Regions from separate parts of the Homo sapiens genome. Here region 1 is linked to region 2. The links are chromatin contacts, found by Hi-C or POLR2A ChIA-PET in ENCODE. All regions are on one chromosome and are shown on one strand. The core of a region is the stretch at or near the end of the contact, and the rest is flanking DNA. Distances in the headings are between cores, read along the strand shown.

The links. A loop is a pair of places that touch in the nucleus more often than their neighbours do. ChIA-PET counts read pairs that join two places held with the same protein, here RNA polymerase II (POLR2A). Pooled maps may share reads with other maps.
Region 1: a pooled map shows a loop between it and region 2 (2.1-fold over the local background). The contact joins two enhancer-like sites. A Hi-C loop is called at or near these places in 9 of 37 single-sample maps with no recorded cell type and 15 of 50 pooled maps. POLR2A ChIA-PET finds 5 or more read pairs at or near these places in 2 of 52 experiments (activated T-cell and activated naive CD4-positive, alpha-beta T cell).

The regions. Positions count from the first base shown.
Region 1 is chr7:105,930,494-105,934,586 of GRCh38, forward strand. No RefSeq gene overlaps it. Among named protein-coding and RNA genes, the nearest start is that of CDHR3, 31 kb to the right of the region's middle. Within about 2 kb of position 2,803, at least 8 of the 41 ENCODE cell types and tissues checked have a DNase peak (open chromatin) inside an H3K27ac peak, as active enhancers do.
Region 2 is chr7:105,794,116-105,797,972 of GRCh38, forward strand. All of the region lies in intron 2 of ATXN7L1 (ataxin 7 like 1), which reads right to left. Among named protein-coding and RNA genes, the nearest start is that of ATXN7L1, 81 kb to the right of the region's middle. RefSeq lists enhancers at 356-1,555, 2,625-3,125. Within about 2 kb of position 1,401, at least 11 of the 41 ENCODE cell types and tissues checked have a DNase peak (open chromatin) inside an H3K27ac peak, as active enhancers do.

The sequences.
Region 1 (4,093 bases), core at 1,553-4,052, 140 kb after region 2:
TCTCTTTGTGTATATTTTTAAACATGTCCATTTAAAAAGGAGGTTGGCCACAGTGGCTTACACCTGTCATCCTAGCACTCTGGGAAGCCAAGGTGGGAGGATCATTTGAGGCCAGGAGTTCTTGACCAGCCTGAGCAATATAATGAGATCCCATCTCTACAAAAAATTTTTTTTAAAGTAGCTGAGCATAGTGGTGGACCCCTGTAGTCCCAGCTACTTGGGAGGCTGAGAAAGAAGGATCGCTTGAGCCCAGGAGGTCGAGGCTGCAGGGAGCCATGTTGTGCTACTGCACTCCAGCCTGGGTGAGAGAGTGAGACTCTATCTTTAAAACAATGAAAATTAAAAATTAAAAAAATTTAAAATTTTTTAAAAAGTTACAAGGACGATATAGGATGTCATAACGCCTAATCAATTCTCATATCTTCATGGGTTTCTGGACAGAGAATGTACCTTCACTTTACCATTAGCCTAAGATCACTCAAAACATCTGGAAGTTATTATTTTAAAAAGAATCTCAGAAGTATGCCTGCCTCTCACTGTTAAATATATGTGATGGTGCAGATTATTCAGAGCAGTGTTAAGGCATCAACATAAGTGCAGCCCCATGGAGTCAGGGACAGAGGTCAAGGTGAAGTGTTTCTTTACCTTTGAAGACTTCTGGCACCCAGGCTTACACCTACACTTCAGCTCGGCAATCCGGATGTCAGGGAAGTGAGAGGCGAAGTTTGAACCCATGTGAACTGTACATTTTGGGACTTGAGTATTCAGGAACTTGGCTCTCTTTGATGAGAAATTACTTCCCTCCTCCATCGGCTCAGCTTTTCTTCTTCCACCTTCCCTTTCCTCCCTCTCTCCCTCCTCTTTCCCCTTCCTCTCTTCTTCCTCTTTCCCTTCCTCTCTTCCTCCTTCCTTTCTTCCTTCCTCCTTTTAAGTCATCACCACCACCAGCACTACAAAAACCTATAGCATGTTCATGTCAGAACTTCTAAAGAGTTGTTGTAAAGATTAAGATACAAGTGGGGAAGAAAGAAATTTAAATTCATTAGAATAATTTTGATCATCATAATTAAAACAATTTTTCTTTATTATGGACACTTTCAAGCATATAAACATCTGACTAATCCAATGAACCCCTTGTACTAATCACTCACCTTCAGTAAAGTTGGCCAATCTCTATTTCATCCTTTCATCTTTCTCCCCAATCATGTCCACCCTCCTCCTGACCCCACCTGAGATTACTTCAGAACAAATCCAAGGCATCATATTGTTTCATCTGTAAATAATTCAGCAGTATTTATAAGAGATAATCTCTCTTATTTTAAACATAATCACAATACTATCATATCTAAAAAAAATAATTTGTTAATATTATAAAATATTCAGTCAGTTCTCAAATTTCCCTGATTATCTCCTTTTTATTCTTGGTTTGTTCAAATGAGGACCCAAATAAGACGCACTCATTGCATGCTGCTGAAATAGCTCTTGTCGCTCATAGTCTGTAGGCTTCCTTGCCCTCCTGTTTTCTTGCCGTTTATTTATTGAAGAAACTGAGCTATTTGTTTTGCAGAATTTTTACCATTCTGCATTTTGCTGATTGCATCTTCATGGTATCATTTAACATGTTCTTGTAATTCCTGTAATTACCTAGAATTCCTGTAATTACCTGTAATTCCTATCAGCTGATAGTTATACCTAGAAGCTTGTCATTATTAGTAGCAATATCAAAAACTTCACTTTTGAGACTGGCAATTTCTACGTCTGACATCTTACCACAGTGAACAAGGCAGCATCCCAAACTCTTCTGAGTCAATAAGAAAAGGGTAACTCTTGCAGTAATGCCAAGTTCAGTTTCTGTTCACTTTGCAAAAAATGTATGCCCACTACTAGACCCATGACTGTCAACTAGAATGTGCTGGGCCTCCTCTCCTGTCTGTGCATGGGAATGGGCACAACCAGGTGGAAAGAACATGAACTTGGGAGTCAGATAGCTCTAGATGTGAATTCTGACTTCAGGTTTTATGAAGTACATAGCTTGTCTAGTGAATTCATATCTCCACTTCTCAGATTCCTTGTATACAAGGATAATGTCTGTCTTACCAGGCTGCCAAGATGTACCTGACATGTAGTATGTGTTCAATAATTGTTTCTTTTCCAGCTTAGGTTAAAAATGGGAATTTTCAAGAAACCACAAACCCACAGAGTTTGTTTAGATCCAAACACAGATATGGCATTTGCCAGCCTCATAAACAATAGAGGAGGCTTTCAGGCAAGCCCCAAGAAAGCATGTTCAGAAAGGGGAAGGAACGTGGGGACAGGAACTATTGCTCCCCTTCTCTCTTTGTACTCAGAAAATCCAGGAAATTCTTCCTCAAGAAAGCATGACCCATTTCAGCCTAAAAGCGTGCTTTTCTCTGGACTGTGCTGGCTTGAGAACATATTTCTTTTACCAAAAAATGAGTTCACAGTAAGTGACTCAGAAGCATATGGATGAAATTTCCTTTAAGCCACTCAAGGGATTAGAAATTAAGGGAAAGAGTGCCTGGCAAAATGCATTTGGGGTTTTGCCAAGCCCAAACCAACTGAGAAATAGTTAAGACACAAGGCAGATCTCAAATGCTGCCAAGTTTACCCATCTTAGCAGGACAGGGATTTATAATTAGAGCTGCTCAGAAAAGCACTGCCTTACGGGTGGCAAAGGACAAAAAAGGCTTTGTCCCCAACATCTCCACAGGCTGCGGTTTCCCAGATGGGCCCTTAACAGTGTACACACCCTCTCCATCGCCAGGGTCCTCAAAGCCACCGCCTCTACCAAGCAAGGTTCGACTTCTACACCACGCCCCTGACATTCTCTCCAGGCCTCTTTTGTTTCTGGCCCAGGCTGGATGCATCACACTGTGAATTCCTGGATGAGGAAGAACAAATCTTGCGGAGTGTTCTGGAATTACAGAGGAGAGCCATAATGGGAAAATGTGACAAAGCAATTCCCTTCTCTGACATACACATTTTACCCCTGTCTCTCACCTTTGTCACGTTTCCCCATTTTTTCACCTTCTGTGGGTTTCTTTTTCTGTAAAATGAAGGGATTGGATCTGCTGGTTTCAAACTGTGCTACCTGGAGCCACTTGCGGGCCTGGCGGGGCCCAGTGGAAGTGGATGGGGAGATGGTGAGAAGGGCTCTCTTCAAAAAAAGCAGGAGGGGGCTCCAACATAGCATTTCAAGGAAATCAAGGGATCCAAAGTTAAACAATTTGAAAATCACAAGTCTGGACGAAGTCTCATTGTTCTTTCCAACTGAACACTGCCGGTGTGGTGTGCCTCACTTCTCAGTCTCCATTCACTAACCCAAATATCCCCAAAGATGTGCACCAATTTTTCTGTCTAGCATTCATCAGAGTGCTCCTGTGTGCCAGGCCCTCTGCTAAGCACTGGGCATACAGCAGTGAACAGAAACCCCAGGGGGCTCATAGACCAGTTGGGAAGATTGGCATTAAACAAATGAATATGTAAATCCAAATCAAGAGGTATGAACACCATGAAAGACAAAATCATGGTTGAAAGTTGAGTGGGCCTGGGGTTGGAGAGATACTGCCCTAAGCATCTCCCCTCCCCACCTGGCTTGCCACTTGCCCCTTTATAGAATAACTAATCGTTGTTCAGTCTTTGATAGTTTCCACTGAAAACATCCCTCTTCTACCTGACAGAGGAGGGTCAAGACACCCAGAGCACAAAGGAGCTGATGGGTTTAGTTAGCTGTTACTGCGGAAAGCCAAGAGGATGAGCTTGAGAGAACAGACTGAGGGCTTTAGATGGGTGAATGTGAGAAAGTCTACAGTGCTTGCTGTGCTGAGGAAAAAATCCAGGTGGATCACCTGGAGGTGACCCAAAGTGCCAATGAAGTGCATGTCAATGGCCCTCTTCACATACTTCACTACTGTATCTGGAGCTCTCCTGAACATCTTTCTCCCATTCCTCACTGAGTTTTGCTAGACATGGCAAATGTTAACTCATTACCAACTCTTAATTGTATTGCTGTTTCTTTGCCCCTGTCTAGCTCTTTCTATTTGTACATTTTGTAAAGAGAAAAGGAATTTAA
Region 2 (3,857 bases), core at 151-2,650:
CTCATTCAGCTCCCTAAATTAAGTTCAGGACTGTTCAATGGGTTACAACTCAAAGTTTGAAAAACACGCTTCAAGGCACTGTAGTGAGAGGCTGAGCAGAATCTGAGAGTTAAGTTGGGATTTAAAGTGGTCTGAGCTGGTCCTCAGTGGTCATCCAAGAGCCTGAAGCCAGAAACTGAATCATTAATGCCATTATGCTGCAGCCAGCTAGTACCAGCTCACAAGAGCTGAAAATGTGCAATTCTTCCCAACTCTGCATTCAGTGATGCCATGTTGGTAGCTTGAATCAGCCAAGGTGGGAGTATTTACACGATGGAAATCGGCATCCACTACAAACCAGGACTTCTTCCCGCAGAGAGCTGGTTGTTAAAACATTTACACCAGCACTTCGCTGACTAGTGTCCCCTTCTAGCATCACTGCTTCCTGGCTCGATTTCTCCAGCTATAAAATGGAAAATTATATTCATCATGTACCATACTGGGACGCAGACAGGTTTTATGAACTGAACTGAAATGGAAATCATTATATTAATTTAAAATTATGGTTACCGCATCAATTATTGACCTAAGAACTTATGCCCAACAGAGCCAGGTAAACAAGTTGATCACCTCCTGTGTCAAATGAGGCTATAAATTGTCATGGGTGGGGTGGGGGATGGGGAATTAGGTTACTGGAGTTCTTTCCAATGTCTATTGACTTAATGCTTACTCATTAAAGATTATTCAGGAGATTACTCACAGATCAGGCTTGTAGCATTAAATCAGGTCTGCTTATAAATTTATCACACTCTTCTCAGTGCCTCTGTTTCGAGCAAGCAGCCCTCCACTTCCCTTACTGAACTTCTGGTACAATTCCCATTCATGGCAGAGTCCATCACATTCACGTTATCAGCTTGGTCTGGCACTCAGCCTGCTTCCCAATAGCACTGAGGTTCTCCCAGGCCTCTGTCCACTCTCACAGCCTTCCTCCCGCTGAAATCTGCTTCTCACACCCCCAGGTGGCAGAGGAGGGAGGGATGGAACAGAACTCAGTTGTGACGTAAGGAGACACAAAGTTTGGGACAACAGAATGGTTCCTACAAAAGTAAAGTACTAACTGACTTCCCAGTGTAGTTGGTAAAGTGCTTCTGAAGTCAACACTGAAAAAGAAACTGGCAGCATGGGAGCAGCGTTTTATTCCAGATAAACAGCCTTCTAGAGAGAACACTTTTGACAAGCAAAGTCATGTGTTTATAAACTTTAGTTTATATCCAATATTCACTTTTGAAAATGGTTACAGTTAAGGAAAAGGCAGGGTGACATCTCCAATTCTCTATTTACACAGGACTTGTTTCTAAGATGGGAAGACAGCTGGTTTTGTGGATTCAGGATCAAGCTAGATGCTGCGTGCCTTTGAATTTGCCCCTGGATACCTTCCAAGGCTCGAGACTTTGACATTATGAAGCAACAACTGGTGAGAGCTCAAATGATGAAAACCTTAAGAGAGACTAAATAAGGCTTGATTCCTCCCTTTTGCAAGCAGGAATTCCAGGTGAAGCACCAGATGTACAGAGAAGCTGCAAGAAGCAGACACTACTTTGAAGGCAGTCGGACAGCCTATTGGCAATCAGTGATATCTACGCTCACCATAGAGAATCCCACGGTCGGAAAAAAGAAGACAGCAAAACAGACAACCTTAAATTCTAGTTTCTTGGAAAAAATAACACAGCTCCTGAAAATGGCCTTAGATTTCAGGGTTGTGAAACTACCTCAGTCGCTATAGGAATTACAAAAATGTCAAGATGGCATACGCTATAATGCTATAGCTATTAACATAATTTTATATAATTTAAACATTATGCTTTTCATTTTAACTTACTCTAAAAGGTACTGTAATGAAAAAAATTGGGGCTGTATTTATGTTAATTTAAACATTCCAAGCTCTTTCCAGGAAGGTAGATGTGAGCTCTACCTAAAAAGTAAGTCTTAGCTGGGCGTGGTGGCTCACGCCTGTAATCCCAGCACTTTGGGAGGCCGAGGCGGGCAGATCATGAGGTCAAGAAATTGAGACCATCTTGGCTAACACAGTGAAATCCCATCCCTACTAAAAATACAACCATTAGGTGGGCGTGGTCGTGCGCACCTGTAGTCCCAGCTACTTGGGAGGCTGAGGCAGGAGAATAGCTTGAACCGTGAGGCGGAGCTTGCAGTGAACAGAGATCGCGCCACTGTAATCCAGCCTGGCAACACAGCAAGACTCTGTCTCAAAAATAAATAAATAAATTAATTAATTAAGTCTCTGCTCACTGGGAGGTAACTGGACCCACAGATCTCGGTAGGACCTACGGATGTGACAAACCTGTGACAATGGCCAGAGGACCAGGTGCTATTGATCTTCCTTGGAAAACTATCAAAAAGCTGTGCTGGTGGCTGACAGTGGTTTTGATCTGTGGGCTTCTGCTTACATGAACTCAGACAGGCCAAATTCCTGAGAAGAACAGCAACTGTAGTTCAAGGATATGTGATTCACTCCAAGCAGATTCAAATCTGGACATAGAATGGCTGGTCCTAAGAGTCTTCCTTTCCCCTAATAATCTTTATGCACTTATTATACTGTATTTATTAATTTTTCTTTTTGCTATCAGAGTTTTCAGTTGCATTTTAATCACTTAACGGTGCATGGAAAGCTTAAGGCAATATACAAAGATGTTTCTCCTTTGCTCTGACAGAATGATTTTATTTGTTCCCCAATTCTAAAATCTCCTTAAATTCATAGAACAAAACAAGTTGGTGTCTGAAAATGACCTCAGACTCGACATCTCCTACTTCCCCAGCAGAATGTTGAGCTCCCCTCTAGGAAAATGTGATCACTTTCTGTTTCTCAGATCTCTGGAAACCAAGGGCTCCATTGTGAGAGATTCAAAATCAGTGAAATCTGCAAAGGGAAAATGAAGGAAGAGAACTAGAAAAGCAAGCAGCAGCGGTGAGCTCTCCAGCATCACTCCAGCATCAAGGGGAGTGAGCGTGCGGGTGCGTGCAGGCGGCAGCAGCAAAGCTTTTCTTCTTTTGCAAACCAATGGCTAAAATGACTCCTGGCCTCTTCCTGCCACGGCTAGGCTGGAAGGCATCCCCTCCCTGGCTACAGCCCAGAGCCGGGCCTGGTAGCAGGTCAGTGCTGAGAAACACAAGGGGCAGGTGGAAGCTCCTCATTAGGCTGCATGAACAGGATGTCCGCCCCCGGACCCCAACCCCAACCACCCAACAAAACATGACCACACAAGACAGTCTCAGCCCCACTTCCTCAGGAGAAGGACCTTTAAAGACCAGCATTCAAGATGTATGGAGGCGAAGGGGCTGCACTGGGTCCCCAGGATGCTTCCTTAGGCCTCAGGTCTCGCCCAGAGTTGAGAACAAAAACTATTAGAGATGGGCCTTAAAAATGCAGTGCCTGCTTGCTGAGCCCTGGAGTTTGGAAGCCCAAGTTCAAATTTGGCATTTGGCTTATAATCTTCTCTAAGCTTGTGTTTCCACACATGGAATTAGATGACTTATTTGTGAAGAGGCTGGCACACAGAAGGGATATAAAAAATAGAACATGTTATTATCTGTGGCCTTCTTCTCATCTCTCCCACTCACCTGGCCTCTCCTCAGGGAAGCCTCCCTCTCCCCTCCTGGTGCGCCCTCACTCGGCAAAGCCCGGCAGCTTTCCTAAGGCTGTTGTGGAGTGGCTGGTTTATGTCTCTGACTCTCACCAGACGGCAATCTTCCGGAAGACAGGAATTGTGACTTATCGCCCTTCCTATCTCCATAGTCAAACAGTCTGGCATGTGGTAGCTGCTTAATCAATGGTAATATGTTAACTAGGCTGAGGTTCCCAA